Linked DNA regions of Mus musculus: region 2 is linked to region 1. The links are chromatin loops, found by intact Hi-C in ENCODE. Cell type or tissue: heart. All regions are shown on one strand. Each heading gives the region's core, and the rest is flanking DNA. Links, peaks and the distances in the headings are about the cores only. Region 1 holds the start of Acbd3 (acyl-Coenzyme A binding domain containing 3). Region 2 holds the start of H3f3a (H3.3 histone A).

Region 1 (9,573 bases), core at 1,088-9,087:
TGGCCAAGAGGATCAATGTGCGGATTGAGCACATCAAGCACTCAAAGAGCAGGGACAGCTTCCTGAAGCGGGTGAAGGAGAATGATCAGAAGAAAAAGGAAGCCAAAGAGAAGGGCACCTGGGTGCAGCTGAAGCGCCAGCCTGCGCCACCCAGAGAAGCACACTTTGTGAGGACTAACAAAAAAGAGCCGGAGCTGCTGGAGCCCATTCCATACGAATTCATGGCCTAATGTACAAAAAAAGAAAATACCAGCACCAGGAAAAAAAAAAGTGAAAAAAAAAATTAAAAAAAAAAAAGAAAAAGAGCCGGCCAGGTGTGGTGGCGCACGCCTTTAATTCCAGCACTCGGGAGGCAGAGGCAGGTGGATTTCTGAGTTTGAGGCCAGCCTGGACTACAGAGTAAGTCCCAGTACAGCCAGGGCTATACAGAGAAACCCTGTCTCAAAAAAGAAAGAAAGAAAGAAAGAGAGAGAGAGAGAGAGAGAGAGAGAGAGAGAGAGAGAGAGAGAGAAAGAAAGGAAGAAAGAAAGAAAGAAAAAATAGCTCAATGTCATTCTTCAATAAATAACAGGTTTTAGGCCAGTCTGGGCTGTATGTAACTCTCTCTCAGAAAGCAAGCAGGAAGGGAAGGAGGGAGGGAGGGAGGGAGGGAGGGAGGGAGGGAGGGAGGGAGGGAGGGAGGGAGGGAGGGAATGAATTCCAAGTGTGGTGTGGTGGCACACACCTGTAACATCAGCCATCAGTAGACTGAGGAAGATTTGCCTAAGGTTGGGAACAGCTTGGGCTACACAGGGAGTTTAAAGCCAGCCTGACATACATGAGAAAGCTGCCTCATAAAAAACAAAGCTGCCTCATAAAAACAAAGCAAAACAAAACACCCCAGAAGTGAGGGGATGCTCTGCGCAGGCAGGGAGGAGCATAGTGCCAGCTGTAGGGAAATTCTGTCTTATCACTTAGCTGTAGAGCTTCTGGAACACTTTTGAAGAGATAAACTAACCTAAACCCATCCACATTGCATGATAAAACCAGGGAAGAGATGAGTTCTCCTTCTAGTTAGAGATGGTGAGGTAGGTGTGTGTGGGAGAGAGAGAGAGAGAGAGGTCAGGGGGGGAGAGAGAGGGAGAGAGGGGGAGGGAGCCCAGGTTGGCCTTAAACTCGGTATGAAGCAGAGGATGACCTTAAACACTTCTTTCCCTTTCTCTCCTTTGTGCTAGGCTTTCAGCTATTTCCCGAAATGCCCAGCCTCTCTTCTGTCTAAAGAAGCCACACACACCTGCTATGGTGTTGCAGACAGAATGTCATGTCTAACCCCCATGTAATGACACTCTAATGTAGTGTTAGGGAAGCTCATATGGTTATCACCCTCATGAGCTAACCATCCTTAGAGGCCACAAAGAGCTTCTCCGTTCTTTCCACTGTGTGAAACTATTAACAAGAACATGGATGCATACAGACCAGAAAGTGGGCCCTTAACCAGTGTCGGGTGACAAAACCTTTCCTGGGGAGGTAACACACAGGTCTACTCACCCCAGATTGGGATCCCACAACAAACCAAAGCACAGATACCACCCAAATCCAACTTGGTGAACTATGAGTTTTATTGGAGTTGCTTATAGGAATATAGGTGAGGGGTTCTTACAGAGCAGAAATGACACTTGCATCTCTAAGGCTGACCCTAGCATGGGTGACAGCTCACAAGACTGGGAACCTGAAGCTCACTGCATAGGCTGCAGGCAGCTCAACAGTTAAAGAGGGTCCTTCCAGGTGCAGCAGTTGGTCTAAATGTCTTCCAGGCAGGGCTGCTGGTCTGCTTATTCCAGGCAGCTGATCTGGTCTCAAAGTCTCCTTCTTAGCTCAGCTCTCTTTTGATCTGAGGTGAATTACTCTGACCAGAGGGATCTATTGAATCTGGTCAGTTTCAGAAACTTCCTGAAGCTATTTTGAGTTGTTTGCCTCCCTGCTTAAGGAGCTTCCTGTAGGACAGACTGTTTTAATCTTAAGAGGAAGCTGCTACACACCAACCAGACTTCAAAACAACCAGTGTTTTGATCTTGAGCATCTCAGCTGTAATAACTGTCAGAAACAAAGAGCTGTTAGTTATAAACCACCCAGGCTGTGGTATGTAGTTAGAGTGCAGAAGCAGCCTAAGAGAAGTGACCAGACAGATAACTACAGCAATCAATCTTGTCATGTGACCCGTGATAACAGCTTGGACAGTCTCTGTCACATAAGACAGTAAATGGCTGTGAACTTAGGGCACATCTTAAAACCTGCATAACACCAGCTAATATCATTAACCACCAGCATTAGGCCCATAGCCAGTAGATTGCTTCATTTTAAGGTAAGCCAGAAACCTGATGATATGACATTAAAATTCCAGATTTTAACAGGCTACCAAACAGTTCAGATTTAAAGTAGATACCAATTGTTCTAGTCAACTCCAGGGACACACTCTACCCTGTGAGCTCCCCTTAGGGTAAGGGCTCTTGTATATTTTAATGTTGCACATAATGGTGGTCACATTTTATTAAAAACTACCAGCCAGCAAAGCCTTTCTGATTTTTTGTTTTGTTTTGTTTTGTTTTGTTTTGTTTTGTTTTGTTTTGTTTCAAGACAGGTTCCTCTGTGCAGCCCTGCTGTTCTGGAACTCATTTTATAGATCAGGCTGGCTTTGAACTCAAAGATCTGCCTGCCTCTGCCTCCCAAGCACTGGGATTACAGGTGTGCAATCCTCCCCAACTCCTTTACATTTTGCTTTACACACTACTGTACTTTGGGAATGGAATGCCCCCCAAAGGCCATGTATTGAAGTCTTGGGTCCCATGTTGACACTATACAGAGGTGACAGAAACTTCAAGATGGGTTAGTAGGCTCTCTGGTGATGTCACAGCCTCTTGAAACACATATTAACACATAGTTTCATGACTCCAGTGTTTTCAACAAACCAAGAGGAAACAGAAGCTAGGGAACCCGCTCACAGGTGCTGAGGCAGAAGGTACCTTCCAGCAGCCTGGCCATACTATTGTGCTCTGGCACGGACTCACCTCCTGGACCATGATGCCGAGGGGTAGGACACGACTACTGTCCTTTGTATTTTCCATAGTATATGATATACAAGGTAGTCCTTAAATCATGTTGAGCTGAACTGATACTGTATGTAATTGAAGTGTGCTTTCATCCATTCATTCAGCTCAATGAAAGAGCCCTAAGCTGGAGTGCTTGCCCAGTGTATGCATGAAAATCTTACAATTTTTCACTTTTAATGAATTGGAAGACTCTGCTACGGAACCAAAAATCCCAGAATACAGCACTCGAGAACAGAGGGAGGTGGGTTTCTATGAGTTTGAGGCTAGTCTGGTCTGACCTTCATAGTGACAGGACAGCCAGGGCTATGTAGCTTACAACCATGTCTCAAAAAAAACAAAAGCAAACAGAAAGGAGAGTGCTATGTACTCTGGCTGTTTCTCCTTAACTACCTCCTACTTTCTTATACCCGACACTGCAGAGATTCTGTCTTCTGGTCCTACACTTTCGTGGCATGGATAGCTGAATTGGCCTCATGCTGTCCTTATTGCTAGTCCTGATGGCTTGCACATGTAGTCAAAGCCCTCGGGAGATTAAGGCAGGAGGACCAAGGGCAACCTGAGCTAACGAGTGAGTTCAAAGTCAGCCTGAGCTACATAGCAAAAAATAAAATAGTCAACCGTTCCCTCCCTTAGGAGAACGAACATAAATTAAGGGAGAGGACAAACACTGCAGGGGACGAAAGCCTGATTTCTACTTTAAAATGAAGACGGCAGTTGCTCTGACCGTCTGGCAGTTGCAAGAGACTCCGTAACTGGCCTGCAACTTCCCAACAGCGACTCTGCACAGATGTCTCTGCAGTTGTCCCCTGCAGGGTCGGACGCGACCAGCAGCCACCCCCAACACCGCTGCTTGGGGTTCACCTCACACACCCCCGACCAACGCGGACCGCCACGAACCCCACGGGACGTCCCGGCTCCCTGGGACGGCCACGGCGGTGGGGTGAGCCTCTCTCCGAGAGGGGCGTGAGGTCCCCAGCAAGCCGAGGGCACGGGAGGGCGTGGCCCACACGCTCGGGGGCGGGGCACCCGGCGCTTTCAAACCCCAGCCGCCTTGGCGGCGGAAGTTCCGGTGTCGGCGAGCGGAGGTGAGAGGTCAGCAGGAAGTCGATACGTGGCCGCCGCCTGTCCCCGCCGAGGAGGCGCTGCGAGCGGAGATGGCGGCGCAGCTGAACGTAGAGCAGCTCGAGGTGTCGCTCGACGGTCTCACGCTGAGCCCGGACTCGGAGGAGAGGCCCGGCGCGGAGGGGGCCCCGCCGCAGACGCCGCCGTCCTCGGCCCCGGGGAATGGACTGGGCTCCGGCGCCTCGGGGCAGCAGCGGGAGCCCGGGGAGGCGGCGGCTGAGGGCGCGGCCGAGGAGGCGCGGCGGATGGAGCAGCACTGGGGCTTTGGCCTGGAGGAGCTTTACGGCCTGGCGCTGCGCTTCTACAAAAGTGAGCGGGTCACTCGCCCCTGCGGGACTGCGGGCCGGCCATGCCTGCCCCACCCACCCGAGCTAGGCCGGGGTGACCGGAGCGCCGGTCCGTCCTTGGTGGCACCGAGAGTTTGTCACTGCCGGTCCGGCCCCTGGTCACACCCCTGAGAGACCTAGAACCCTGGTTTAGCAGCCCGTGTCGCCTAGTTGCTGGGGCGTTCCACCTGGTTTAAGTTTTCTGGTTTCCACGAGCTAGAGTGGACAGGAGCGCGCGCTCCCCGGGGCTCCTATTCTGGGATGGATTTCGCCTTTTTGTTATGTATCGGTTTTTCACGGCTCACGACAACATCGAAGCGATTTTTAAAGAGAGAAAAAAAAACTATCTTAGTGGAAGAAAATTGTATTGGGTCCCACACATCCCTTTTCTAGCCTTGTAAACCGTGAGCGTGTGTGGGACATGATCATTAGGCGATAGGGATGTGGCGAAGGATGAAGTAAAATACTAAGTTCATTTATTCCCTTTTGCCTGAGTGAGTAAGTGATGGCCACTGTGTTCTAGTAACTTCTAAGTGGCTAGGAAATTCTACCATGGAAGTGAATGATGAAGACTAAAGCGCGAAGTTCTCGTTCTCTCTCTCTCTCTCTCTCTCTCTCTCTCTCTCTCTACTGTTTCTTAAAACAAAATTGTGATGTGCGGTGATTTCCTGCCTTTTTTCTTCTCTAGTTAATACTGGAGGTAACAGTCACAAGATTTGGTCAGTGGGAAAGAGCTTGACTCATAGTCTGATTCTTAAAGGCTATTTAGGTTCTTGCGTGGGAAAACAAAGCAAGATAAGGGCAAATGAAACTTTAAAGGGGTTGCTAGGTTCCACCTGCATTCTAGAACCCCATATTTATGACAAGCTTCCCAGAGTTAGGGCTTTCGGATTGCCTAGTTCACCAGCTAAAGTTGAGTTGTTCACTGTAGTGACCCGTGTGAAGGTAGTTTTATTTTTAAATCAACTTTCATTGTGCAAACTAGGTGAGATTCTATGAAACTTTCCAGAACAATAAATGGTTACTCTAAATTCATAGTATTTTAAAGTTTACCCTTGAGCTGTTCTTTGCCATGGCTGGAGGAGTTCAGCCTTTCCTGTGTGGTAATGAGTTTAGGATCACTTTAACTCTTGAGTCGCCGATTTGATTTTAGAGTTTGTCGTAAATAAATGCGAATCCACTGGTTTCTGTACAGTTCACATAGCAGTGCTTGCCCTTAAAAGTTAATTTTTGGAACTTGCATTTTAATAACATAAGCTGCAAGAAACAGGGACAAACCAACTTTAACTCTCTCTCTCTTTTTTATTTTTTAAGAATTTTTAATTTTTGTGAGTGAGTGAGTGTGTATGTATCAGTGTCAATGTGGGTCCCCCAGGAGACCAGAAGTGTTGGATCTCCTGGGGCTGGAGTCACAGGAAGTTCTGAACTGCCTGACTTGGGTATTGAGAATTGAACTAGGGTCCTTGGGAAGAGCATTGTGCATTCTTTACCAATGAGATATGGCTCCAGAGCCAGAAAGAACCAACTTCTATTCTAATCTTTGATTTTGCTGCATGGGAAACAAAGGGAGTGGAGAGGTATTTCATCTGAGCCCATCTATTTTGAAAATAGCAGTATCTTCGTAAAGAGAAGAAAACACTGAGATGGTGTCTCACACTTAATCCCAGAACTAGGCAGGCAGAGGCAGGTGGATCTCTGTGAATTCGAGGCCAGCCAGGCCAGCACAATTCTGGGACAGCCAAAGCTACATAGCAAGAGCCTGTCTTAAAACAACAGTTAACAAAAACCTAAACAAACTGATTAACTAACTTAAAAAATTGTGTAACGGGCAGCAAATTTAGCATTGTGGGTCAGGAGCCTCATTCTAAATTATTGTTGCTATATAAATTCCTAGAAATTTAACTGCGAGAATCAAGCTCTACATAGAGAAGCTGGATTATGTAACACTGGACTCACATTTAAAATTTAATTATTTAAACAGATTATTTTAAATTGCCTTCTGAGTGGCAAGAGTCTTTGGAGAACCCATATTGATTAGTCACCTTACAGAAGGAAGTGCATCAATGGGGATAGTTTGCTCAGTTCCTAAATGCTCAAAGCTGTTCAGGCACTTTTCTGTGTGGATTATTACTTGGCAATAACAGTGAGAGGCTGCTGTAAGTATATCAGGCACTAATTCAAAGAGAGAAAAGCATATAAAAGCAGAATTAATAGAACCCGGGGTGGATCCAACAAGGCTGCTTTGTTTTTTCTGGTGTGTATGTGTGCGTTTTCTGTGTAGAAGTCACAGGACAACCTTGGGCGTGGTTCTCCTTGAGAAGGGATCTCCTTTGCTGCTTTGTACACCAGTCTAGCCATGTGCCATGAGTGGAGATTTTCTTGTCCTAGCCTCTCTTTATGTAAGAGGGCTGAGTTTAGAGATATCCACTATTTTATGTGTCTTGATTATTTTTTTAAAGGAGGTCTGAACTTATTAGGTCCTCATGCTTTTTTTTTTTTTTAAGATTTATTTATTTATTTATTTATTTAATGTATATGAGTATATTGTAGCTGTACAGATGGTTGTGAGCCTTCATGTGGTTGTTAGGAATTGCGTTTTTAGTACCTCTGCTTGCTCTGTTCATGTTCACTCTGGCCCAAAGATTTATTATTATACATAAGTACACAGTAGCTGTCGTCAGATCTCGTTATGGGTGGTTGTGAGCCACCTGTGGTTGCTGAGATTTGAACTCAGGACCTTTGAAAGAGCAGTCAGTGCTCTTAACCACTGAGCCATCTCGTCAGCCCCATCCTCGTGCTTATACAGCAAATAAATGCTGAGCCATCTTCCCCAACTCCACCCTTCTTTTTAGATTACATTTTATCTTCTGTGGACTAAATTTAATCTTGAAAGCAAGATTATTTTCTATTGATAATAGCTGGAGAAGTCAGTTAGTAGGGTGCTTGCCTATCTGGCTTTAGGACCTGGTTTCTATCAACAACACCATATAAGCAAGCTATGGTGTGGCAGGCCTGAAATTGCAATACTCAGGAGGTGAATGTGAAGTTTAAGGCCACTCTCAGCTACATAGTGCAAGAACGCTCTGGAATAGGTACATGAAATACCCCACCCGCCCACCGCCAAAAAGTGTTTTGTGTTACATACTTATAATAGTGATGATCATAAACCTGTGATGAACTACTGTATCAACAACTCTTGAGGTTTTTTTTTTTTTGCTAAAGTGAAAGTGAAATGCTTTCCTAGTGTATATAACATAGCATATATAGCTAGGCCCTGAGTTCTGCCCCAGGGGATGGGATGTGTAAATAACAGACAGGTGTCCTTTATGATGAAACTGTAAATTGGTGTTTTACTATGTAAACATCAGGAGGCTTTATACCCTTATTGTGGATAAAGGCTTAATGCTAGGATGCTGCTGTGTGAATGGTACAATCGTCTTTGTCTTCGCTCTTAAGGAGCATGGAGGCAAAAGACTTAAAGGGCCAGTTGACACCTGCAGAGCAAGTGTGGGTTGAGGAAATAGTGCCACTCCAGAAAGGACAGTGGAGAGGGCATGGGGCCTGGCATGTGTGTCTGGGAAATGGAAAACAGGAGGTAGTTTGATGAATCGATGAGAAGGTTGAATACAGGTCCTAGAAGCATTTAATGAAGTTGTATATAGTTTAGCCTTTTTGTTAGATGAAGAACCAGGAAGGTTTTTCAAAAGAGGAAAGAAGTTGCTCTTAATTCTACTTTAGCAAGATTGAGCTAGGCTTTCCTAGCCTTTTATGTTAGGTCCTAAAGAATTCCACTTTATACTTCTGGGACGGAGTTAACTTGTTTTTGTTGAGTTATTCAGGGTTTAGTTTTTTCCTTTTCAAAAACTCACTTGCTGTTACATTTGTCTGGTAGATTGGTTGCATTGATTTATGATCTCAAACTAATGGTTGTCAGTGGTTACAGAGCAGATGTTTACTAGATGTCAGGTGAAAGCTGCGTGCATACTATTTTACCTAATCCTTCCTTGAGGGTTCTATGCTATCTATGTCTCTTAGTGGAGGGACCTGGCTTAGGCCATTCACTTCATGTACGAGGAAAGGCTGATCTCTCTCTGGTTTTAGGCAGTTCTACCCCTGCAAAAGGTGACAGTAGATAGGACCCTGCTTTCTGGTAATATACTGAGGGAAAGAATTCAGAAGTACTATCAAGTTACTTTATTACTTGAATGTTTTCGGCATGAAAGTATTAAGAACTAGTGCAATGATCTGAGTTGGTTCTGTTTGATTTAGATTTATTTTATTTGCATGAATGTATGTGTACCACTTATTGCCTGCTGCCTGTAGAGGTCAGAAGAAGGCATTGGATCCCCTGGAAATGAAGTTACAGATGGTTTTGAGCCACCATGTGGGTTCTGGGAATGGAACCCAGTTCTTCTGACAAAAGAGCCAATACCTTTAACTGCTGAGCCAGTTCTCCAGCCCTCCTTATCAAGTCATTTGTCTAGCTTTTTAAAATCTGATGGTATGGGTGGCTTCAACTGCAGTGTCTTTAATTAGTGAAGTTGAATACCCATGTAGATGTTTATTGGCAACTTCTGTGTCTTTTGCCTTTTTCTCCCTGTTCATATAGTTCAATTCATGTTTTTCCCCACCTTTGAGACAGTTTTCTCTATGTAGCCTTGGCAGTTCTCAAAACTCAATGCTCATAGACCTCTCTGCCTCCTGAGTGCTGGGTCTAGGGGCTTGTGCCAGCACTGCCTAGCTTTTTTCATCCATACTATGTGTGCATGGATGAAACTTGTACATAGCTTGTACTCAGTTCTTTTATAATTTTGTATTTTTTGGTGAGGGCAATGTCATGGCACGGGATCAGGGACAGCTTGAGTCAGTTCTTTCCTTCCACTATGTGGATTAGGACCCAACTTGAGGTTGTCAGATTAGCTGCTGAGCCATCTTGTCAGCTGGGTTTTTTTAATTTTGTAGTCCATTTTTACTAGAATCAATTAAAAACTATTAAGACTGTTATAATGGGGGGGGGGTATTTAAAGATTATCATTTTA
Region 2 (9,573 bases), core at 1,066-9,065, 85 kb after region 1:
GGTTTCCCTGTGCACACCCCGCCCCCCACCCTCGGTTTGCTGCCCCCCTCCCGCCTGGCTATCCTGAAGTTACACTGGCCTGAAACTTGAGAGTAGCCTGCTCATGCTGCTCAAATGCTGGGGTCATGAAGCACTACCACACCAGTGTGTCTAGGAAAGAAAGGACCACCTTATGCACTCCAGGCTAATCTTGAACTAGCTGTGTAGTGCAAACTGGTGTTGAGTACTAACTCTCCTTGCCACTCACTATTCATGTGAGTGTTGGCACTATAGACTAGCATGCCCTATCATGTCCACCTTAAATTGTGTAATTCTAAAGCCAAAAATAGAATACCTTGTTTTTAAGAGAGGTTTACTGCGTAGCCCAGGCTGGCTTTGAATTTACATCAACACCCCTGCCTCAGGCTCACATGTGCTGGAATTATAAAAGTTTTGAGTCATCAGGACAGATTAAAAAGCACTGTTTAGATAGAACCCTACCTCATCTGTTTCTATATCCTTTTTCCACAAGCAAATGACTATCTTCTTTTTTTGTCTCTGGTCCTAGGGACTAAACCTAGGATCTTATATATGCAGGAGAGAATAGGACTAATAGGCAGCAACTCTAACACTTATAGAACTTTAACCTTCCAACTAACCTATATCGCTCTCACAAATACAAGAAAAAACTTACAAGGAAGATCACTGTGTTCTTTCATTTTTACAAAAGGATCTCACTATGTATATGTTGGCCTGGCTAGCCTGGAAACAAGAGACCCATCTGCTTCTACCCCCACTCCCGTGTGCAGGATTAAAGACACCTGCCATGCCAGCAAGATTGCTCTTTTCAGAGCTATGGTGTAGCTGGTTAAGAGAGCTTGCCTAGCCAGGCAGCGGTGAACACCTTTAACCCTAGCACCTAGAAGGCAGAAACAGGAGTTAAGGCCAGCCTGGTCTACAGAGGGAGTTCCAGGCCAGCTAGGGCTACTGAGACCCTACCTTGGAGGGTAAGGAGGAAAGCTCGCCTACTATGCACATGCAATGGATATAATCCAAGCACCACATAAAGCAGATATGGAGCTCGCCTGTAATCCTAGTCTTCAGGGGCAGAGAGAATAGAGTTCAAAGTCACCCTTAACGACATACCTGGCTTTCAGAGCATAAACCTAAATAAACTCAAGTCATTAAAAAAAAAATGCAGGGGACATTAAAAAAATATATATAAAAGTGCATATTTTACTCAAAATCATGCTTACAGGTGATTATGTAACTAAATAATAGCAACAATGGATGTTTACTCATTAATAATTTTAGAAATGTTCCAGCCCAAATGTTTAGTAATTTCAGTAGACAAACAATTATTGAAAGTAAGGTTAAAAAAAAAAAGCTGGACTTACAAGTACAGTGATGTGTTAAGTAGAGCCTACTAACAGTAATTAGAAAACAAAAGTAGCTCATCTTGGGAATCTTAGTAAATGCAAAAGGAATTGATAAGCAGCTATTGGAATGGAAAAATAAAATTCTAAAGGAACAGTATGGGAAGATTTTGATAGTTGAAATTTCAGTAATTTCAACCCATGCAAATTTAATAGATGCCGATTCACCAATCAAATGCAGTTTAGCCTAACCATAGAAACAGCTCAACCAATCACACACCAGAGTAGAATCCACCTATCAAATCTTTCTCAAATATAAAAGCAAAAGCTAGGCACAGCAACAGTAATCTTTGAAATCCTCCAATGATGACGTGCAGTACTGCCCAGCAAGCTGCATTCCTACTTACTCTGCTTCTGACCCGCTGTGTCTGCCTGCGTGTGTGTGTCTGTGTGACGGGAACAGATCCTCAGAATTGGAGCTGCAGGGAGCTGTCATGTGCTTGCTGGGAATTGAACCCTGCACCTCTTATCCAGAGTGGTCACTGCAGCCCCACCTTTTCATAGTTGAGATACCAACACTCGTCAAGTCTTTTTGTGTTAATCTCAACTTTAATACTGTTGTAAGTTATTAGTGCTTCCACATACAATCACTCCAGATCACTGTTCCCAGCACCAGAACTGAGACTAAATTCAGCCTGTGTAATGTGATCTCTATGGTTGCCGCCAGCAAGCTCCATGTGCTCAGCCCCCTTCTTCTTCCCAGCAGTCAGTCCCAGGACCACCACCACTTCTGCGCATCCTTGAACACTGCCCACTCTAAGTATTAAACTGCACCCTCACTTGCTCTATATCTTTAGGACCAGGGCATTTCTCCATCAGCTGTTTGAAATGACCAAGAATGGACCTCTATCTAGCTCTCTATCCTAAAGTCTTGTAACATCCATAAACCAAGCCAGCTTTAGGCATTGCTTTCAACAAGGTTAAAAATTCTAAATGGTAATAACTGCATTAGGCTTTTGAACCAATTAGGATTTAGGTGTTTTTTTTTTTTTTTTTTTTTTTTTTTTTGGTTTTTCAAGACAGGATTTCTCTGTATAGCCCTAGCTGTCCTGGATCTTACTTTGGAGACCAGGCTGGCCTCGAACTCAGAAATCCGCCTGCCTCTGCCTCCCAAGTGCTGGGATTAAAGGCACGCGCCACCACCGCCCGGCAGGATTTAGGTTTTTATGTATGACCTTGAACCTCTCAAGGTTTGAGATTAAAGGTGTTCACCACCACTGCCCAGCCACCTTGAACCATTTAACTTTGAAATTTCATCAGGAGTAAATCAATTACCTTACAGGCTTTTAATGACAGCTACACGAAAACATGACGTGTAACTGCTCTTGGTACACAACAGGAACAAACAAAACTAGGGTCTTCCCCACCTACCCATTTACCTGCAAAGCACCAATAGCTGCACTCTGGAAGCGCAGATCTGTTTTGAAGTCCTGAGCAATTTCTCGCACCAGACGCTGAAAGGGGAGCTTGCGGATCAGAAGTTCAGTGGACTTCTGATAGCGTCTGATTTCACGGAGGGCCACAGTACCAGGCCTAAAAAGTTAACATTTAAGAAATTGTTACTAAGCCTATATGATATAAAGTGATCAGCTTTAAATAAATGCAGTAATTTTTAAAAAAGACCCACTCAACTATTCTTCAACACCAAATTTCACAGATCAGTTTTATGACCTGAATATTCAACCCTGTTAAGAAAAAGATCACCTTTAAAATAAAAAAAGCACGATAAGGCAGTTTATCAAAGCCATATATTCATTTTCACTTTCATGCACACACAGCCCATCAATCTGTGCTAAGACCTGAGACTTTGAGCTGGTTGTGGTATTCACACTTGTACCAGAGCTCAGGGTGCAAAGGCATGAGGTGTGACATAAGCCTCAGGTACATACTAAGTCCCAGGCAAGCCTGGGTTACATGAGCCCTGCCTTCTAAACATACAAAACGTGGGAACACATTAGCTCTTAGGCTGTTGGTAGAGGCTGCCTAGTCTCTTCTGAGGTCAGCATCACTTTCCTTTGGCCCATCTAAGACTTACATAATTCAACAATTCACTTCAGTGGGTCTTATCTCCCAGCATTCTAGCATCAGTCATAACTACATTTGAAAACTTGTTTGTGGTTTTTTTTCTTAATAAAAAAAATTTCTGCTCCCCACCCCCCAGGCAGGGTTTCTATGGATAGCCCTGGGTGGCCTCAAATTCAGAGACCTGCCTGCCTGCTGCATTTAAATGCCCCACCACTGCCCAGCCAAAAAAATGTTTTAAGTTACTGCCTATAGAATTATTTTCTAATTCTGACTTATTTCTTCTACTCTTGAGCTTTTCACTGTAAAATCTGTCTATGTAAATTTGGGCAACTTGTGCCCTCTAATGGCTGATGTCTTTAACAACACTGGTTATATCTAAATGAGGTAGGGAAAAACCCACCAAGTAAATATGACCATTGGGAACTTTACTGGTCTCCCTATCATAAGTCGTTACTTTACCACAAATGAGGAGCTGCCTAAAAGTGTATGACTTCACTAGTTAAAAAAAAGAAAAGAAGAGCCGGGCGTGGTGGCGCACGCCTTTAATCCCAGCACTCGGGAGGCAGGGGCAGGCGAATTTCTGAGTTCTAGGCCAGCCTAGTGAGTTCCAGGACAGCCTGGGCTACGCAGAGAAACCCTGTCTCGAAAAACCAAAAAAAAAAAAAAAGAAAAAGAAAAAGAAAAGAAAAGAAAAAAAAGAAAAAGGGCCATATAAAAAAATATTAACGTGTCCTATTACTAGTTGACTATACTAGAGGGCTGGAGAGATTGCTCAGCAGTTAAGAGCACTAGTTGACTATACTATGACTTTTTAGGCTTTTAGATCAGATTACAGCTTCAAAATGTAATGTTATCTATCAAACTGAATACTAAGATACATGTGTTCACAAACATATGCATACATATTCAAGTAGTAATAATCATTCAAAAGAGAGAAACATCTTTTCCCCATAGCAAAAAGTATGACTATCTTCCTGTTAAATTACACGGACATACTGCTTAGACACTATCCCACTGCTCGACGTTTTAGAAATACCTGTAACGATGAGGTTTCTTCACCCCTCCAGTAGAGGGCGCACTCTTGCGAGCGGCTTTTGTAGCCAGTTGTTTCCTGGGTGCTTTACCACCGGTGGATTTGCGGGCAGTCTGCTTTGTACGAGCCATGGTAAGGACACCTCCTTACTTACCTATCAGTGTTTAAAAAACAAAAAATATCGGATTCAACTAAAACATAACAGTATTCCTGCCAGAACCCCCCCCCCCCAAATCTGGAAATTAATCAGTATGGGGGAGGGGGGGGGACTGTTATATAATTAGTTTGGAAGGGCGCGGATTACATCTATCGCCCAAACATGATTTAAAACAAACTAGAAAATTGTCAGCATTTATACTTTATAAAGCTATTTCCGAGCGATAAAACAGCCAAAACCAGAGAGACGCCCCCCACCATGGCTTTCGATCCAATTCATTTAATTAAAGTAGAAATTAGAAACGTCTGCAAACATTCGATCACAAACAAGTCAAATGAACGAAGCCACAAACACAGAAAGGTCGAGTCAAATTACAGCCAAAAAAAAAAAAAAGAAAAAGAAAAAAAAGAAAGAAAAAGGTTTCAGCGCCCCCCCCCCGCTCGGTTTGCTGCCCCCCTCTCGCGCCTGGCAGTTGGGTTGCTGTAAATATCTAAAAACATTCTTGAGGTTTGTTTCTTTATAGTTATGTTGACAAAAAGGCGTCTCGAAATGCAAGAACAACAGCCATCGCCAGTGAGCATTCCACAAAGCCCGTCCCCCTCCCGGGCTTCGCTATGGAAGCCGACTGCCCCGCACCCAGGCTTAATTAGCGCTCGACACCGGCCGCCCGGCCCACCCAGCACCACATAAACTTTTGGTTCTGCCTCCCCTGGGTCCCTAGGTTCGGGGTACCGGACCTGCCCGTCTCGGTCCCCGCACCCCGCGCTGGCAACGAGCGACTCGGCTCCCGAAGACTAGCACAAAATGGAAACAATTGGAAACGTATCCGATTCCCTTCCAGAGAGACAAACAGCAAATCGTTCGAAAATACCCCATCCCCTGCCACGTGCCGCTCTCCAAAAATGCAAAAGTTCTTTTTTTTTGTTTTCTGCATTTCATAAGCATCGTTTCTTTTTCTCCAAAAAAGGCAAAAAAATGTTCTTAAAATTTTTTCCTTCCATTTTAAAATGGGGAAGAGAGAAACGGGGGGAAAAAAAATATGGTCGGTGACCAGAGAAGAGAGACAAGATGGTGAAGCTCAGGCACAACTGTGGAGAGGCAGCAAAAAGCGAGTTAGCCCGGGGTGGAAAGCGGCGGCGATTTTACCCCCTTTGCGCCCGAAAAACTGGGGCCTGGGACCCGGAGGCGGCAGTTAAGAGGCTCGCGCGGGACATGGTGAAGGTCTGGGGTCCCGGGAAGGGGCAGCGGGAGGGATTTCACCGAAGAAAGAGGAGCCCGCGGCGCCGGAGGGAGACAGGCTCGACGCCGCGGCGGTGCCACTGCTGGGCTGAGACGGAGAGACCGGGGAGCCGCCGCCGCCACCGCCCGCGGAAGGCAAACTCGCTCCCCATCTCCATTTCTGCGCCAAAAAGTTTGCGGGTCGAGCCCGGGGGGACTGTGGGTGCCTCCGTGGGCCCCTACGAGGCCGACGGCGAGCGGAGCCCGGCTCCGGGAAGGCGGGCAAACGGAGAAACTTACCCCCCTTCTCCTTCGGCTGGAGCTCGGCAAGCGAGAGGCGGCGCTGGCGTTGGAGAGCGGCAGCGGCGCGGCGAAGGCTGCGAACACAATTGAAAGATGGCTGACACCGAGGCTTTCCCCTACACACGCCGCCCCGCCCCGCGCCGCGCTCCAGCCAATCACACACAATGGAGGGAAGGCTCGGCCCCGCCCAGGGCCCCCGCGCGCCCCGCCCCTCCCCTCCCCCCGCGCGCTCGTTCGCTGGCGCGCGCTCGCTCCTCCCCCGCGCGCCGCCCGCCCATTCCTCCCGCCGCCTCTCGCGGTGTGTACAAACACAAAAGACACGCCGAGGGGCCCGCCGAGGGGCCGTCTGCCCTAGTCCGTCCCCGGCCCACACTCCCTCCCCGTCGGACGCAGGCGTTAAGTGAGCCCCCGAAGCCCAGCTTTGGGGTGCACAGCGGGGGGTGTGGGGGCGGGGAGGGCGGCGCGGGCTGCGGACCAGCGCCCGGCCTGCGGGGGGAGGGGCATCGCCCCCGCGCGCGCCCCCGAGGTTCCCGGCCCGTGTGGGGGCGGGGAGAAGGCCGGGACCGTACGGTCGCCGCGCCCCAGTTGAAAACGCGCCCAAGCGGGAAGCTAGCTGGCAAAGTGGAAGCCCCAGTCCCGCGCCCACTTTCGGACCGCGCGGCGCGCCAGGGGCGGGGGACCCGCGGGCCTCTTCCCGCCTTCGCTCCCCGCCGAGCGCGGGCCGGTCCGGAGGCTCGGGCCAAGTCGCCTGAGGACAAGTCGGTCGCAGACTCTAGCCCCGGGAGAGGAGGGGCAGCCTGCGGGGCAGTGCGGAGACTGTCAGCGCGTCGCAGGTGGTGGCACCGGGGCCGAGGGACAGGGCTCGCCCTCTTCCTAGGCCGCGGTTCTTGGTGCAAGATGGCTGTTATTTTGTAAGCCTCTGAGACAATGTGCAACACAGCTGTAGCAGTCTAAGGCAGAGTAGGCCTTTCCACCCCTTCGCTGTTTGGAGGAGCGCTGCAGAAATCTCGTGACATAAGAGTCTAATGTCAGACACAGGAGGCTGAAACGGCAGGTAGAAGGAAAAGCTGTTTCCCGCTTTCCTTCTGCCCAGTAGCTTGGGCAACAGACTGCATAGCTCAAGTTCTCATTAAGTGACCCACAAACATCTGAACCGTCCCCAGGTGGTATTGACCAGGCTACACAACTCTGGGTGAAGGCTTTCGGTAGAAGAGTCACAAAGGTCCCGTAGGGTACTGATGAAGGACAGTAGCATACATGTAATCTGAAGACCTCTCAAAGCAGTCTTATCATGAACATTATCCTGAAACAGATATGTGGAAATCAGATATGAGAGAAGAAATGGATTTGGCCAAGGTCACTGAACTGAGGAACAGACCCTAGAGGGAAAAAAAACAACAACCCAGGCCTCCTGTTTCATTATTATTTAATGAGTGTTAAGTGTTGATGAACACATGCAATCTGCGATACTACCCTAAATGCACATATGCAAAAAACCCTCCACAGAGCTGCCAGTGAAAAATTCCTATAATTTGAGCCAAGAAGCATTTTTTCCCCTCTTGCTTGTTTGTGTTTTGTTTTCAGGAAACTAAAATATTTGTTGCTGGATTTATCCAAGAAGGCTGTTACATATCAATTGAATCAGTCATATCTTCAAGAAATGTTAGCTTGTCATAGATAGTACTATCTATGTATGCTAGGTTTCCTCATACATTCTTCCTGGCTTTAAGCAGATGTTTCTAAGGGATGGAAGGACCTTGTCTGGTGAACTACTTCGTGTGGATTGTGGGTTCTGTGAACCGACTGAAGTTGCCCATCTCTGACATGGAAATAGTAGTTACTTGTGTGATGGTAGTCCGCAAGCTCTTTCTGGAAATATGACTGGTTATCCTCTTAGTAATCAGGAAGTTTCCAGATTTGCCATATATATATATATGCCATATATATATATATATGGCATGCCAATTCTGCTCCGAACAATTTTTGGAAGACTGGGAGTGCTTCAGTGAACAGCACCGGTACCGGTCCAGCCCTGATTGAGTCCTTCTCTAGAAGCATCGCCTTGCACAGGGAAGCTGCACTTGGCCAGGGGACAGGATGCTTTGGAGCCCCGAGGATGGCAAACGACTGTAGCTAATAGAAACAGGCTTTATTTCCAATTCATGGCGCCGCTAGGAGAGCTGCTCCTGGGGGGGAGAAAAAGCCTTTTTCTTTTCAAGGATTCTTAAGGGGCACCAGAGGTTAGTCTTTTGTTGTCTTAGAGTCTCCCCGTGTAGCTCTTGGTTTAGCCTGGAACTGACATGTAGACATGTAGACCAGCGGGCTGGCCCCCACCTCCCAGGGATCTGCCTGCTTTCTAAGTGCTGGGATTAAAGGCACATGCCAACAGCCCCAGAGGACAGACTCCACTCCTGGAGCTCAGCCACCCCTCAACATTTGGAGTTTATCGTAATGGAAAGAGGGGAGCAAGAGCTTAAAATCAGGTTAAAATCTTTGCCTAGAATAAGATAATTATGGCCGCTAATTAGGATTTGCTTATAAGTGAAAGGATAGGATAAATTGGCAAAGCTAGATGTGATGGTGCATGCCTATAATCCTAGCAGTTCAGAATCAGACCCGGGAGGACCTTTGGGAGTAGGAGGTTAGCCTGCTCTCCGGACGGTGTCCCAAACCTGTTAAGTCTACATGGGAAGACCATATCAAAAAGTCAAAAACAATGCCAGCCACTTCATTCTTCTTGCTCACTAAGCACAAAAAACTGCTGCCTGTTGGAGATGTTTCTGAGCACTTACCACCCTTTTCTTTGAGGTGTTGATTTAAATCTGTTGTTTGTTTATGGTCTGTTTCCTGCCAGTAAGAATATAAACTCTAGGAATACTGTTGCCTGTTTCTTCTACTGAAGCATTGTCCCGCTGCATACATACTAACACATTGGGTTGGAGTCCTTTTTCTTTCATTTCTTTCTTTGTTTTTGAGACAAGGTTTCTCTGTGTAGCCCTGGTTGTCCTGGAACTCACTCTGTAGACCAGGCTGGCCTCAAACTCAGAAATCTGCCTGCCTCTGCCTCCGAGTGCTGGGATTAAAGTCGTGTGACACCACACCCAGCAGAGTCCTTTTTCTATTAGCTGTAATCATTGGGAAATCTCACCCACTCCATGGAAGTTGTCATACACTAAAATATATGAAATAGCACAATTAACTCCCATGTACCCATTATATTGACCCAGACCAATTTTGTGTTCCTTCTTTTGACAGGGTCTCACTATGAAGCTCACACTGGCTTTGGACTCATGATCCTCTGCCTCACTCTGGCATAGGCCATGACAACCCAGCTCTGGTAAGCCTTTTGAATCTCATAACCTATAGATTCTCCCTGTGTTCATGCTTTGTTGAAAAGCATGTCATTCGTCTTGTGGTCTCAG

The links. A loop is a pair of places that touch in the nucleus more often than their neighbours do. Peaks named below come from ENCODE experiments on the same cell type or tissue, not always from the same donor. Only the 100,000 strongest peaks of a DNase experiment are listed, where the experiment ranks them.
Region 2: a loop joins it to region 1, with 7 times the contacts of the local background. A loop is called at or near these places in 7 of 42 quality-filtered maps.

Annotation. Positions count from the first base shown.
Region 1 is chr1:180,721,862-180,731,434 of GRCm38, forward strand. It overlaps Acbd3 (acyl-Coenzyme A binding domain containing 3), which reads left to right and starts at 4,182. Exons shown (of 8, transcript NM_133225.3): 1 at 4,182-4,517. The coding sequence starts at 4,241. In heart, for the core only: a CTCF peak has its summit at 4,230; a DNase peak (open chromatin) is centred at 4,070; H3K4me3 peaks cover 3,087 bases; H3K27ac peaks cover 2,004 bases.
Region 2 is chr1:180,807,323-180,816,895 of GRCm38, forward strand. H3f3a (H3.3 histone A) reads right to left here and starts at 6,283. Exons shown (of 4, transcript NM_008210.5): 1 at 6,149-6,283; 2 at 4,477-4,627; 3 at 2,795-2,948. The coding sequence starts at 4,604. In heart, for the core only: CTCF peaks have their summits at 3,782 (motif pointing left), 4,466 (motif pointing right) and 4,685; DNase peaks (open chromatin) are centred at 5,319, 6,389, 6,729, 8,386 and 1 weaker place; H3K4me3 peaks cover 4,472 bases; H3K27ac peaks cover 3,287 bases.